2 separate regions of the Homo sapiens genome follow, and region 1 is linked to region 2. A link is an interaction called in ENCODE POLR2A ChIA-PET data of the cell type or tissue named here. Cell type or tissue: B cell. All regions are shown on one strand.

What was found. Peaks named below come from ENCODE experiments on the same cell type or tissue, not always from the same donor. Only the 100,000 strongest peaks of a DNase experiment are listed, where the experiment ranks them.
Region 1: POLR2A ChIA-PET joins it to region 2 with 13 read pairs; 3 of 35 experiments call an interaction of 5 or more read pairs at or near these places.

Annotation. Positions count from the first base shown.
Region 1 is chr1:10,310,997-10,318,996 of GRCh38, forward strand. All of the region lies in intron 22 of KIF1B (kinesin family member 1B), which reads left to right. Among named protein-coding and RNA genes, the nearest start is that of PGD, 84 kb to the right of the region's middle. RefSeq lists a silencer at 561-761 and an enhancer at 6,985-7,526. In B cell, no CTCF peak of the experiment used is centred here; no DNase peak of the experiment used is centred here.
Region 2 is chr1:9,897,056-9,905,055 of GRCh38, forward strand. All of the region lies in intron 1 of CTNNBIP1 (catenin beta interacting protein 1), which reads right to left. Among named protein-coding and RNA genes, the nearest start is that of CTNNBIP1, 9.2 kb to the right of the region's middle. RefSeq lists an enhancer at 3,148-3,649. In B cell, no CTCF peak of the experiment used is centred here; a DNase peak (open chromatin) is centred at 3,506; H3K4me3 peaks cover 808 bases; H3K27ac peaks cover 1,089 bases.

The DNA of each region.
Region 1 (8,000 bases), 410 kb after region 2:
GCTTTCCCTCCTGTTAGTGGATAAACTGTCCTTGATCCTCTCCTAGCCCAGCCCTTGCTCCCTGCATTCCATGCCCTCTCAAGAACTTGTTGAACATTTACCCCCTTCTCTTTTACATCATCAGTTTCTCTCCTGGATTATTCCTGCCAGCATGCAAACATGTCACCAGTTGCAAAAGTTTTCTGTACTTATTACGTCCTACTTGCCTACCTCCCATTCTTTTTTTTTTTTTTTTTGAGATAGAGTCTCACTCTGTCACCCAGGCTGGAGTGCAGTGGCACGATCTGAGCTTACTGCAACCTCTACCTTCCGGGTTCAAGTAATTCTCCTGCCTCCTGAGTAGCTGGGACTACAGGTGAACGCCACCACACCGAGCTAATTTTTGTATTTTTAGTAGAGACGGACGGGGTCTCACCATGTTGGCTAGGCTGGTCTTGAACTCCTGACCTCAGGTGATCCACCTGTCTCAGCCTCCCAAAGTGCTGGGATTACGGGTGTGAGCCACCGCTCCAGGCCCCATTTTTTCTTTTCATTATTTCCTATCCTCATTCTTGCTGGAACTCATCTAGTCAGACTCTTGTTCTCCCCTCACCACCAAAGCTGCTCTTATCAGAGTCACAAAAGCTCTTCTTGATGATAGATTCAGTGCATTTTCTCAGTCCTCATCTTACTGAATGTCTCTGGCATTTGACACAGTTGTCTGCTCTTCATGGGACACTTTCTTCTCTTGGCTTCTTTTCCTTGAACCTTTCCAGCTGCTCCATCATGGTCTGTGGACACAGACCTTGGCTATTTCTATATGTTTCTCTGTTCCCCCTTCCATTTTTGTACTGATGATGAAGATAATGATAACTCATATATTGAGCATGTATTACATGTATTAATACACATAAACCTTTTACATGTTTTGACTCATTGAGTCCTCACAACACCCCTCTTCTGTGAGGTAGGTATTGCTTATTCCCTTTTCACATACTTTCCCAGTGTAACACGGCTACTCAGCGGGAGAGCCAGAGCCAGTCCCAGGGAGTCATTCTGTCTGCAAACCTCTGCCCTGCCTCGCCTTCTGCTGACTCTCAGGTGTCCTCTCTCTCCAGCCTGGGCCCCTACCCTGAGCTCTAGATGCTGATGATACACAACTACTGCCTGACATCCAAATCACTGGCAGGCACCTTACATTTAAATCATTTGAACTGGAGCAGCTAGCTCAGGCCACAAATCCAAGTCACCTTTAGTTTCTCTTTTTCTTCACATCCCATGATCAGATCATCAGTAGATCCTGTTTGCTCTCCCTGTAAAACATATCCTGACTCCATCTCTTTTCACCACCTTTGCTGCTAATAACCTGGTCCAAGCCACCACAGTGCTGGACAGTGCTGTGACAGCCTCATGACCATTCTTCTTATTTCCATAGTTCCTCCTGAGTCCCACAGAGAATAATGTTTTTAAAACATATCCCAGCTCTAAACCATCCAGCAGTTTCCATTAGAATAATATCCCCAGACCTTACCATGGTCTATAAGGCCATCTGTACTCCATTTGCTACCTGATTACATCTGATGCATCTCCTACCCGTCTCCCTACTCTGCCATTCCATCCACACAAGTTTTCTTGCTTTTCCTGAAATATGTGGTGCCCCTTTCCATTTCAGGACCTTGGCACTTGCTGTTACTATGAATTTGAGTAGAATAACCCCTGCCAAAGACCTCTGCCTGCTTAACCTACTCAGTCTAGAAGTCTGTCTCCCATTCTTCTCCCTGGTAGTCTCTAACCCTATCTTTATCTTTCTTCATACTAGTACTCGCCACTAAAATCCATCTATATTTTGTTTACTCTTTATCATCTCTGTCTCCTTTGTCAATGGAACCCTTGTCTTATTGACCACTAGCATTTGGCACATAGTAGGAGCACAAAAGGTATTTGCTGAGTGGATGGATGGATAATGGTTTAAAAATCATGCTCTGGATTGCCTGGGCTCAAGTCTCATTTTTAGCATTTGCTTAACCTCTTTCTTTCTCTTTAACATGAGGCTAACTATATAGTACCATCTTTATTTTTTTGTTTTGTTTTGTTTTTTGTTTTTTTATTGAGACAGAGTCTTGCTCTGTCACCTAGGCTGGAGTGTGTGACACGATCTTGGCTCACTGCAACCTCTGCTGCCCTGGTTCAAGCGATTCTTGTGGCTCAGCCTCCCAAGTAGCTGAGACTACAGGCACACGCCACCACGCCCTACTTATTTTTTTGTATTTTTAGTAGAGATGAGTTTTGCCATGGTGACCAGACTGGTTTCAAACTCCCGACCTCAGGTGATCCGTCCACCTTGGCCTCCCAAAGTTCTGGGATTACAGGCATGAGCCACCACGCCTAGCCTAGTACCATCTTTATAAGGTTATTGAGAAGATTGTAATAATTCATGTTTAACATTAAGAACACTTCCTGATACAAAATAAGCTTAAAAACCGGGGTAGATAGGTAGGAGAGAACATTCTAGTAGAGAGAACAGCCAGTGCTGTGCCTTTATAAATATGGGGCATATTTTGAACTAGTTAGGATTTTTTTTTTTTTTTTTTTTGAGATGGAGTCTCGCTCTGTCGCCCAGGCTGGAGTGCAGTGGCGCAATCTCGGCTCACTGCAAGCTCCGCCTCCTGGGTTCACACCATTCTCCTGCCTCAGGCTCCCGAGTAGCTGGGACTACAGGTGCCCACCACCACACCCGGCTAATTTTTTGTAGTTTTAGTAGAGACGGGGTTTCACCGTGTTAGCCAGGATGGTCTTGATCTCCTGACCTCGTGATCTGCCCACCTTGGCCTCCCAAAGTGTTGAGATTACAGGCGTGAGCCACCGTGCTTGGCCATTAGGATTTCTTATAAACATAAATGTCTACTGAAAAAATTATTATTATTATTATTATTACTGAGACAGAGTTTCACTCTTGTTGCCCAGGCCGGAGTGCAGTGGCGAGATCTTGGCTCACTGCAACCTCTGCCTCCTGGGTTCAAGCAGTTCTCCTGCTCAGCCTTCCGAGTAGCTGGGATTACGGCATGTGCCACCATGCCTAGCTAATTTTTGTATCATTAGTAGAGATGGGGTTTCACCAGTCAGCCAGGCTGGTCTCGAACTCCTAACTCACCCGCCTCGGCCTCCCAAAGTGCTGGGATTGCAGGCATGAGCCACCGCGTCCAGCCAAAATATATTATTTTTTAATGTGCCTTCCGTAATTAGTTTTTGTCACAAAATGAACAGAACGATAGTATGTGAATCTCATTAATTAGCCATTTGTTGTGGGAAATGGTGATGATATACAGTGTCCTTTTTAAAAGCTCGTAAGTAGCCTGGTTTGGGGAGGGGGCCAATTCAATAGATGATGTTGATATTTTGACTATCAATTGTGGTCAAAATGCAGTTAAAGTTTTTTGTTTGTTTGTTTTTGTTGTTGTTTTTGAGATGGGGTCTCGCTGTGTCCTCCAGGCTGGAGTGGAGTGGCACAGTCTTGGCTCACTGCAACCTCCACTTCCTGGGCTCAAGTGATCCTCCCACCTTAGCGTCCCGAGTAACTGGGACTACATATGCCCTCCACTAAGTCCGGCTAATTTTTGTGTTTTTAGCAGAAACAGGGTCTCACTATGTTGCCCGGACTGGTCTCAAACTCCTGAGCTCAAGTGATCCACCCGCCTCTGCCTCCCAGAGTGCTGGGATTACAGGCATGTGCCACCACACCTGGCCCAGTTAAACTTTTTAGATTCATAGGGCTATGGGAAATCTTTTCATGTTAGTTTTGGTTACTAAAGCACAGCCACAGCTGTTAGGGAAGGTCATCCTCATACCTTAACTGTCAGAGTCTGAGAATTTTGTATTCATTGGTAGTTTGACCAGCCTGTCAACTTATTCTTGAAGAAATCCTCAAGATAAAGTATTAACATTTTTTTTCTACCTGATGATTTTTAGGTAAAGCAGCAGCTTTCTCTTTTTGCTATAATAATTCCATGTAATGTATAGTTTTTCCCCGACTCCCCAGCTTTTTGAGACATTTGAAACAGAGAAGCTGAAAAAAAAACTATAATGAACTTTTGTATACCCATACTTATATATTTTTCCTGAATTATGTGAAAATTATAGATATCATGGCAGTTTACCCCAAATACTTCCATGCTTATCTCTTAAAATCAAGAATATTCTTTTTTTTTTTTTTTTTTTTTTTTTTAAGACGGAGTCTCACTCTGTTGCCCAGGCTAGAGCAATGGTGCAATCTCAGCTCACTGCAAACTACACCTCCCGGGTTGAAGTGATTCTCCCGCCTCAGCCTCCCAAGTAGCTGGGACTACAGGCACCTGCTATCATGCCCAGCTAATTTTGTGTTTTTGTAGAGATGGGGTTTCACCATGTTGGCCAGGCTGGTCTTGAACTCCTGACCTCAGGTGATCTGCCTGCCTCGGCCTCCCAAAGTGCTGGGATTACAGGCATGAGCCACTGCATCCAGCCAGGAATATTCTCCTAATACCACTATCCCATCTAGGAAATTTAATACTGATTCAATATTGATTCAATATTATATCATGTACAGTCCATTTTCAAATTTCGTTAATTAAATCAAAAATTAGGAAAGAGAGTGTTTTAATCCAAGATCCAGTCAAGGTTTATATATTTCATTTGGTTATGATTTTTTAAATCTTTCATTATACTGGTATTTTTGAATTGTCTAGGCCACATTCTGATTTGTCTGATTATTTCCTCAGTATTAGATTCAAGTTAAATCTTTTTGTTAAGAATGCTATAAAGGGGCCGGGTGCAGTGGCTCACGCCTCTAATCCCAGCGCTTTGGGAGGCCGAGACGGGTGGATCACCTGAGGTCAGGAGTTCAAGACCAGCCTGGCCAACATGGTAAAACCCCCTCTCTATTAAAAATACAAAATTTAACTGGGCATGGTGGTACACACCTGTAGTCCCAGCTACTTGGGAGGCTGAGGCAGGAGAATTGCTTGAACCTGGGAGGCAGAGGTTATAGTGAGCTGAGATTGTGCCACTGCACTCCAGCCTGGGTGACAGAGCAAAACTCCATCTCAAAAAAAAAAAAAAAAAAAAGCTATGAAGGGGCCAGGCACGTTGGCTCACTCTTGTAGTCCCAGCTACTTGGGAGGCTGAGGCAGGAGGATCACTTGAGCCTGAGAGGTCAAGGTTATAGTGAGCTATGATTGTACCATTGCACCCCAGCCTGGGTGACAGAGGGAGACCCTTTCTCCAAAAAAAAGGAAAAAGATTGCTATAATGGTGATGTTGTGTACTTCCTGTTGCATCACATCAGTAGACATAAAATGTCAGTTTGTCCTATTATCAATAATGTTAAAGTTTGGTAAATTTGGTTAATGTGATGTTTCCCAGCTCTCTGCATTGTAAATATATCATTTCCCTTCTTAAATAGATATCTGGGCATGGACTTTGGATCGTATGCATATCCTGTTTCCCATGCATCTTTTACTCAATTATTTTAGCTTTTTGTTGTTTGTTGCTATTGTTGTTGTTTTTAAGATGGGGTCTCTTGCTCTGTAGCCCAGGCTGGAGTACAGTGGCACGATCTCGGCTCACTGCACCCTCCGCCTCCCGGGCTCAAGTGATCCTCCTACCTCAGCCCCTCTAGTAGCTGGGACTACAGGTGTGTGCCATCACACCTGGATAATTTTTGTATTCTTTTGTAGACATGGGGTTTGGCCATGTTGCCCAGGCCAGTCTGGAATTCCTGGGCTCAAGCAGTTTGCCTGCCTCAGCCTCCCAAAGTGCTGGGATTATAGGCATTGAGTCACTGTGCTTGGCCTATTTTAGTATTTATTATCCTTTCTTGATTCAGTTATTACATCTGGGGTTGCAATATGGTGATTTTCCAATTGCCATTTCTTCTGCATTTATTAGCCACCTTTTTTTTGTTTTTTTGTTTTTCAGATGGGATCTTGCTGTGTTGCCCAGGCTGGAGTGGCTATTCACAGGCCTGATCATAGCGCACTACAGCCTTCAACTCCTGGGCTCCAGGGATCCCAGGGGCTGGGCATGGTGGCTCACACCTGTAATCCCAGCACTTTGGGAGATAATTTAACTTTCTCAGAATTAGAAGGCTAGTAAGAAAAAGTGCCAGGACCCCAAACCCAAGCCTCTTTAGCCTCGAGTAGCTGAAATGAACAGGTGCATGCCCCATGCCTGGTAATTAGCTAGCTTTTAAAAAATTTTTATTTAAAGAAGAGTTTCCCCTTTTTCTCTCCTTCTTTCAGTATCACCATGGAATCATGAATTCTTTCTATATTCAATGTACTGTGCTATTTTTCTGTTGATTTATTGGCCAGTGGGATCCTGTGTCCTTTTGAAATGGCCCCAGTGGTGTTTGAGTTCTTCCATCCTTTCTGACACAAAATATTTCAGACTCACCTTGTACTTTCCTTGCTTCAGACCTGGAAGCAGCTATTTTTTTCAAGGAACCCTGGTTCCTTTCAGTGGCAGTGGTACTTAGAAACCAAGATCTAGGTGCTAAGTATGCTTAAACAATAACCTTTTATAAAAAAACATTGCCTGAGGCCAGGCGCACTGGCTCACATCTATAATCCCAGCACTTTGGGAGGCCGAGGTGGGCGGATCACGAGGTAAGGAGTTCGAGACCAGCCTGGCCAACATAGTGAAACCCTGTCTCTACTAAAAATACAAAAAATTAGCCAGGCACGGTGGCGTGCACCTGTAGTCCCAGCTACTTGGGAGGCTAAGGCAGGAGAATCGCTTGAACCTGGGAGGCAGAGGTTGTGGTGAGCCGAGATCGCATCACTGCACTCCAACCTGGGTGACAGAGCGAGACTCCACCTCAAAAAAAAAAAAATTGCCTGACATTTTGATATTGTATTACCATGTAAGAGGGCTTTCACGTGTTTTTAAAATGGTTCATCTCTTGGTCCTTCCTCTAGTACTGTGTGGGTAGGCAGGTCAAATGCTAAAATCTTTATTTAAAGATGAAGAAGGTGAAGTTTAGAGATAATTTAACTTTCTCAGAATTAGAAGGCTAGTAAGAACAAGTGCCAGGACCCCAAACCCAAGCCTCTTACCAGTTTAATTTTTTTTTCTTTTTTTTCATAACATGTAGTCTCCTAAAAAAGTGTGTTTAGATATCTAGTAAAGCTATGTAGTTGGTTCGTGGTCTTGGTCACTGCCTGCCCATCTAAAGAGAACACTTCCTTTGTGAGAATAACTGACAAACGACCAGAACCATAGAGGATATTTGCATCCTTCTGAGCATTGCTTGGGAGCTCCTTTTGTAATGGAGTTTGCTAAATGGCTTTCAGCAGTGCTTTATGATGCATGGAATGTTTGATGTGGGACTTGGAGAGCTCTGTTTGGAAACAGTGGATAGTCATACTTATACCCTTTGTCTCATGACAGCCTGTAATTGGGTCACTGCTAGGGAACCAAAAGAAGCAGGGCTGGGTGCGGTGGCTCACGCCTGTAATCCCAGCACTTTGGGAGGCCAAGGTGGGCAGATCGTGAGGTCAGGAGTTCGAGATCAGCCTGGCCAACATGGTGAAAACCCATCTCTACTAAAATATAAAAATTAGTCGGGCATGGTGGCGGGCACCTGTAGTCCCAGCTACTGAGGAAGCTGAGGCAGGAGAATCGCTTGAACCCGGGAGGTGGATGTTGCAGTGAGCCAAGATTGCGCCATTGCACTCCAGCCTGGACAATAATAGAGTGAGACTCCATCTCAAAAAAGAAGGAGGAAACCCTGGCAGTAAATCTTAAAATGCTATGCTTATGCTGTAATTTAGTATTGCGCTGTTTGAAGGTCTCTTTCTTAACCCTACTTATTTTATTTTCACTAAAATTCAAGTTTTTCAAATTAACAACCTAAGGAAACTTTTTAGACATTTGTCCCCTATTCTCTGCCCACCATGAGAGTTTAATACCTCAGATATACTACATATCTGTATACTGATTATATTTGTACTTCATATATTAAAAGACTAAGATTTTTTTCATCC
Region 2 (8,000 bases):
CGCTTGAACACGGGAGGAGGAGTTGCAATGAGCCAAGATCACATCACTGCATTGCACTCCAGCCTGGGAGACAAAGCGAGACTCTGTCTCAAAAACAAACAAACAAACAAAAAACGTGGCCAGGCACGGTGGCTCAGGCCTGTAATCCCAGCACTTTGGGAGGCCGAGGCGGGCGGATCACGAGGTCAGGAGATCGAGACCATCCTGGCTAACATGGTGAAACCCCGTCTCTACTAAAAATACAAAAAATTAGCCAGATGTGGTGGCGGGTGCCTGTAGTCCCAGCTACTCAGGAGGCTGAGGCAGGACAATGGCATGAGCCCAGGAGGCGGAGCTTGCAGTGAGCCAAGATCGCTCCACTGCACTCTAGCCTGGGCCACAGAGCGAGACTCCGTCTCAAAAAACAAAAACAAAAACAAAAACAAAACAAAACAAAAAAAATGAGAATTAGCCAGGCATGGTGGCGCGTGCCTGTAATCCCAGCTACTCAGGAGGCTGGGGCAAGAGAATTGCTTGAACCCAGGAGGCGGAGGTTGCAGTGAGCCGAGATCCTGCTATTGCACTCCAGCCTGGGCGACAGAGCAAGACTCCGTTTCAAAAAAAAAAAAATTAGCCAAGCGTGGTGGCAGGCGCCTGTAATCCCAGTGACTCAGGTGGCTGAGGCAGGAGAATCACTTGAAGCTGGAAGGTGGAGGTTGCAGTGCGCTGAGATCGTGCCACTGTATTCCAGCCTGTGTGAAGAGTGAGACTCCGTCTCAAAAAATAAAAGAAATAAAAAAATTTGGCCGGATGCGGTGGCTCACGCCTGTAATCCCAGCACTTTGGGAGGCCGAGGTGGGCGGATCACAGGGTTAGGAGTTCAAGACCAGCCTGGCCAATAGGGCGAAACCCCGTCTCTACTAAAAAATACAAAAATTAGCCGGGCGTGCTGGCACACGCCTGTAGTCCCAGCTACAGGCTGAGGCAGGAGAATCGCTTGAACCCAGAAGGCAGAGGATGCAGTGAGCTGAGATCGCACCACTGAACTCCAGTCTGGATAACAGAGTGAGACTCTGTCTCAGCAAAAAAAAAAAATAAATAAAATTAAAAAATTTAAAAAGAAACCTAGAAGTCATAAAATATTAAAAAATCTGATTACATAAAAATCAAAAACTCTGCATGAAAAAATATATAATTAAAAGAACAGTGGGCCGGGCACAGTGGCTCACACCTGTAATCCTAGCCCTTTGGGAGGCCAAGGTGGGCGCATCACGAGGTCAGGAGATCGAGACCATCCTGGCCAACGTGGTGAAACCCCGTCTCTGCTAAAAATACAAAAATTATCTGGGTGTGGTGGCAGGTGCCTGTAATCCCAGCTACTCAGGAGGCTGAGGCACAAGAATCTGTGGAATCTGGGAGTCGGAGGTTGCAGTGAGCCAAGATCGTGCCACTGCACTACAGCCTGGCAACACAGCGAGACTGTGTCTCAAAAGGGAAAAAAAAAATAAAAAGAACAGTGACAAATTGGCGAAAATATGTATAACACATATCACAGCCATAGGACAAATTTCCTTAATATATAAAAAAAAGTGTAAGTCAATAAGAAAAAGACTGTAAACCTAAAAAAGAAATGGGCAAACAATACACAGTTGTCCCTCAGTATCCATTGGGGATTGGCTCCAGGACCCCTACACAGAAACCAAAATCCACAGATGCTCTAGTCCCTTATATAAAGTGACACAGTATTTGCATGTAACCTATGCACATCCTGCCATATACTTTAAATCATCTCTAGATTATTCACAGTACCTGATAAATGTAAATACTATGTAAATAGTTATACTATATTGGTTTTTTATTTGTATTATTTGTTATTGTATTGTTATATTTTGGTTTTTCCCTGAATATTTTTTGAATTTAATTTCATTTTATTTTTTGGTATTTAAAAAAAATTTTTTACTTCCGTAGGTTTTTGGGGAACAGGTGGTGTTTGGTTACATGAGTAAGTTCTTTAGCAGTGATTCATGAGAATTTTTCCTGAATATTTTTGTGGTTGGTTTAATCCACAGATGGGGAACCTGAGGATATGGAAGGCTGACTAAGAGATGGTTCATAAGCGGCCTTAAAAATATAAAATGAGGCCGGGCACGGTGGCTCACGCCTGTGATCCCAGCACTTTGGGAGGCCAAGGCAGGCAGATCACCTAAGATCAGGAGTTCAAGACCAGCCTGGCCAACATGGTGAAACCCCATCTCTACTAAAAATACAAAAATTAGCTGGGTGTGGTGGCGTGCACCTGTAATGCCAGCTACCCAGGAGGCTGAGGCAGGAGAATCGCTGGAACCTGGGAGGCACAGGCTGCAGTGAGCCGAGATGGCACCAATGCACTCCAGCCTGGGCGACAGAACAAGACTCCATCTCAAAAAAAAAAAAAAAAAAAAAAATGACAGGCGCAGTGCCTCACGCCTGTAATCCCAGCACTTTGGGAGGCCGAGGTGGGTAGGTCACAAGGTCAGGAGATCAAGGCTATCTTGGCCAACATGGTGAAACCCCATCTCTACTAAAATACAAAAAATTAGCCGGGCATGGTGACGCATGGCTGTAATCCCAGCTACCTGGGGGGCTGAGGCAAGGGAATCACTTGAACCCGGGAGGCGGAGGTTGCAGTGAGCTGAGATCATGCCACTGCACTCCAGCCTGGCGACAGAGCAAGGCTCCGTCTCAAAAAAAAAGAAAGAAAGAAAGAAAGAAAGAAATGGCTGTGCATGGTGGCTCACGCCTGTAATCCCAGAACTTTGGGAGGCCGAGGTGGGTGGATCACCTGAGGTCAGGGGTTCGAGACCAGCCTAGCCAACATGGCAAAGCCCCACCTTTACTAAACCTACAAAAATTAGCTGAGCCTGGTGGCACATGCCTGTAATCCCAGGTACTCGGGAGGCTGAGGCAGGAGAATCCCTTGAACCCAGGAGGCAGAGGTTGAAGTGAGGCAAGATTGCACCACTACACTCCAGCCTGGACGACAAGACTCCGTCTCAAGAAAAAAAAAAAAAACAATCAATAGAATGCCATTAAAATGAGTGAGGTGGAGGCCGGGTGCTGTGGCTCACGCTTGTAATCCCAGCACTTTGGAAGGCCGAGGCGAGCAGATCACAAGATTGAGACCATCCTGGCTAACAAGGTGAAACCCCATCTCTACTAAAAATACAAAAAATTAGCACAGCATGGTGGCATGTGCTTGTGGTCCCAACTACTTGGGAGGCCGAGATGGGAGGATCACTTGAGCCTGGGAGGTTGAGGCTGTGATCACGGTGAGCTGTGATCGTGTCACCACACTCCAGCCTGGGCGAATGATGTTTTTAAATGAAGTGGAATGCGGTCAGATGAGAATGAAAGAACACCCTTCATCTGAGTGCTCTTGCCAGTGCAGTGCGGTGCCTGACGCTAAGCACTTCAATCTCCACTGTCACCACTCATGGACCTAACAGGCCACTCCTCTTTAGAGATTAGGAAGTGAGAGTGGGAAGCCAGCACCCAAAGCAAACACAAGGCAAACGGGCACACGTGACCCCTTGTGCCAGCAGCAGCAGACCTCAGGAGGGAGGAAGGAGCCAGGTCTCTGCACTGCTCCGGCTGCCCGAGCTCCCTTACATCCCACCACAAACTCTGGAAGACTGCTCTGTGCAGGAAAGCAGAACTGGGGGCCAGCTTGCTTGCCTGTAAGCCCCACCATGTCTTCCAAAAAATCACCAGCACCTCATCTTCCTGCAACTCCAGCGATCGGCCAGAGGAAGGCTATGTGCCCCTGGAGGCTGTGGGCAGTGCCAACAGTATTAACACACACGGAGGGAGAAGGACCTTCTGCCTCAGTCCAGAAGCCGAGTGTGAGCACACGCTCAGGAACAGGCTCATAGGGCCTAGCCAGAGCTGACCTTGGCAGGTACTTTTGCTCCCTTCTTGGTAAGTAAAATGGGATTATTCAGGGGCTCAGACCCACCACTTCACCAGCTTAAGTGCTACCAGTACTAACAGCTTCACGTATTTAAATCATACCCCAGGCCCCTCCCCAACACACAAAAAAGAAATGTAAAATTACAGAGAAGCATTAAAATGTCATCTACCTGGAAAGAATAACAGAAACCTAGAAGTTCAGAAACAGGTCTCATTTCATATTCCTGCAGCAGAAGGATATTTAGGATATTTGGCAAGGGTGCAAGTCAGGGTCAGGATGGGTCTCTGGGAAGCCAGGGCTGCCTGAGGCAGGTGGCTGTGAGGCCTGTCTGGGCAGGGAGGTCAAGGCTAAGTATCTCCTTGGAAACTGGTCCAAGGTTTGCTTGGTGATTGATCAGGAAGAACAGGGGTGGGGCCCATATTATGTGAGGTGTTTGATCCACAAGGGATCCTGATCTTTGCAGGAAGCCTTGCTGGTGGAATCTAGGACTTCAGGGGTGGTAACTTCATCTGCCCTGGGGTGGTTATTCGGTTCAGGTCAAGGACATTGACCACAGGATTCCAGCAGCAGAAAACATGTGGGTTAGACACTTGGGTGCTACTCGGGCCTGAAAAAAACACCTTAATTGGAGCTGGCTCTCAAAGCCTCCTCCCCAGCTCTCCATGTGGGAGAGGATATGGAAGTGGGTCACAATCTTCTAGCTGAAACAGCGTCACTGCGGGCTCCAATCACACTTGAAGATGTCCAGGTGCACTGAGTGACCTGGCCTCCTCGCTGTGCAGGCCTTGCCTTCCTAATCAGATGCTGGATGCTGCTGCCCCGCCCCTCAGCTTGAAGGGCCAGCTGATTAGCACCGGGAGTGCCACATACAGTGACATGACAAGGGCTGGTGAAAATAACATCGCACAAGGATATGCCTCGCTGTCCTGGCACCCTCCTCTCACTCCAAATGTGAGTGGCTGCCTCTGCCAGCCCTTTGCCCTCTCTACCCAGCCCTGGCTGGAGGGAGAGAGGAACACTGTGTGCTTTCACATGAACTGCTTGCTAGACCTCCCTGACCTTGGTCTTTGAAGAGAGCTGAAGGCCTGGTGCTTGGGGAAGAAAGAACCCTGCCCCCACTCTAATCTGTATATATTGACCCAAAATGGGGGCCAGAGGACATAGGTGTCCATGTGCATCAGTTCCCCCAGGAACCCCATGAGCACTGTGGAGAGCCCGCCTGCCACCATATGCCTGCTTTCCAAAGTTGGCAGCGAGAGACGTGTCGGGCAGGAAGAGAACTCTGCAGAGACAAGGTCTGGCGCCTGTTACATAAGAAGTGCACCGTGTTAATGGCAGAACTTCAAAATCCACAGCCCCAAGCAAAAACTTTGAAAAGAAATCCTCAATATGAGCATTTCTCCCTGACTGAAACTCAAGTTAACAGTCAAAGGGTTAAGGCTTTAAGTGGGAAGGGAGTTCTTGCTAACCATGGCTCCTGAGGTGTGCACTGTTTCTCAAGATGTCCATACCAAGTACAGCTTTTGTTACAGGACACGGAAGGGCTCTAATTGTTTCACTCTTCCCTTGCTCTTCTGGAAAGCCAACCCAGCCCCCCACCTTAATGTCCACTCAGGGCAGGTAGCCACTGGGGCCAGTGTGCATCTGGAGATCATGTCCTGACTCTCCTCCTAAGAGTTCAAAGCACTCTCATCAAATCATTCTTTCTTCATTCACACGATCCCAACTATATAATAAGCCTTTTGGTCCTAGACTAAGAGCTTGGTATGGGGAAGAACTTTTTTTTTTTTCTTTTTTTTTGAGACAGAGTCTCACTCTATTGCCCAGGCTGGAGTGCAATGGTGCAATCTCAGCTCACTGCAACCTCCGCCTCCAGCGTTCAAGCAATTCTCCTGCCTCAGCCTCCCGAGTAGCTGGGACTACAGGTGCGTACCACCACGCCAGGCTAATTTTTTGTATTTTTAGTAAAGACGGGGTTTCACCATGTTAGCCAAGATGGTCTCAATCTCCTGACCTCGTGATCCGCCTGCCTTGGCCTCCCAAAGTGCTGGGATTACAGGCGTGAGCCACCACGCCCGGCTGGGGAATAACTATTTTTGTCCTGCTTGCCACGATATTCCTAGTACCTATGATGGTGTCCAGATTGTAATAAAGCCTTAATAAATATTTGTTAATTGAATCAATGAGTCATTAGAAGGAAGGAGGGGAGGGAGGGAGGAGTAATGGAAGACAACCACCACTTCTTGGTGTCTCTGTGATCCTGGCTTATAAAAAACATCAGAACCAAGATTAGAAACCAAGCCCTTTAACTCCCTCTTGGCCCTGCCATTGGGGGTCCTCAATCATGTTATGATGCACAGAACACATACCTGTTTACAGAAGTTTCTACACTACAACACAACCATGAAAAATGGAGCCACAGGTATGACCCTCAATCCTTAAGAAACTTCAAAAGGGGAGAACAATGTTTTTGTCCAGCTATTCCCCCACAGAAGGACACCCTTCCCTCTGGGGACTGTTGTCTTTCCCTTTTTAACAAGGCTTCATGGAAGACCAGAGCATAATAGGTCTTTAATAACTGAGTATAACAGTAGTTGGTGCTCAGTTCCCTTTCATAAAAGAAGTTCAAAAGCACTTTGGCTCAAACACCACCATGCCCCTGGGAACTACGAAGGTACAAGTATCATTATCCCCATTTACAGTCAGGGAAAGTAAAGCAAAGGGAGGCTACTTAGCTTGCCCAGGGTCAGACAAGACAGGGAAAGGGCCTAGGATTCAAACCCTTTGGAGCAGCCAGCAAGTTAACTCTGACTACCCTAAGAGTATCACCTACATTGGGCTTAAGGGAGGCTTTTCTTTCTTCTCTATGGTTTCTGCTGAGAATCAGTATATGACATGGTGCTCAGAGCTCTGCCTGGGAGTCATACTGCCTGGTTTGAATCTGATTCTGTTCCCAACTAGCTCGACCTCAAACACTTTACTTAACTTTTCTAGGCCTCAGCTTCTTAACATACAAAATGGTAATAATGGTACGTATCTCAGAAACCGTGAGGATGAAATGAGACAGTGTATGTAAAATGCCACTATCATTCACTTTCTCATTTTCTAAATGAGCACGTATCATTCTCATAGTAAGAAAACCAGCTACATGAGAAAAAGCTTGCACCCACTCTGCGTTTAGTTTTTACAAATCTACAGATGACATATGACTAGCAGGCATTTCAGATTCTGCCAATAAAATGCCCCAGGACTCTGAAAGTGACCTGCAACACAAGCGTCCTATTTGATTCCCACTAACTTGTGTTGGTCTCTCCAGGTTAGCAGAGCAAGTGGCATCGTGGACAACTGATGGGAGGACCAAAAAGGGATCTGAAAAGCTGGCCAATGGCACCCAGTCTAAAGAGTCCCACTCTGGATTCCTGGTGAGTGGAGCCCCTGGGTTTGAAATGCCATTTCTCTCAGCGCTCTGCTGAGTTACCCAACTCCGCTCAGCCCAGATGAAAGACAACCAATGCTTTCTAGATACCACTGTGTTCCTGATCAAGTAATCAAACAGGAGATGGTCAGAGTTGCCAGTGTGGCCCAACCCTCTATAGAGGGGCCTGGTGATGGCAGGGACTGGCAGAGAAGTAGGGATAGGGTGGGGGTAGGAAAGCTGTCCAGTCAATCTTGGTATACTCTCAACAAAGAAACAGTGATATACATGTATGTGTGTCGCTGATGCATTTATGAAGAATGGCTGCAAAACTCCAAGACTACTTAAGAGTCACTGCCAAGATAAGAAGCTTTAACTCACACAGAGAGGAGCAGAGAACACAGACATTCCACTGTAGACGACAAGCTGCTAAGCACTGGCAACATTCATTCATTCAACTCAAGAAATGTTTGCTGATGACTTAGGGACTCGGAAAAAAGGAAGCTCAATAAAATGCAGGACACACAGACACACATACCAGGACTGTCATCAACCTAGCTGATGCTTCCCTCATCTTCAGGGGACCAGGCCAGAGAAATAAGGAACCTGATGGGAAGAAACTCAATACTCTGGCTGGCCTCAAAAACCTCCCAGGAC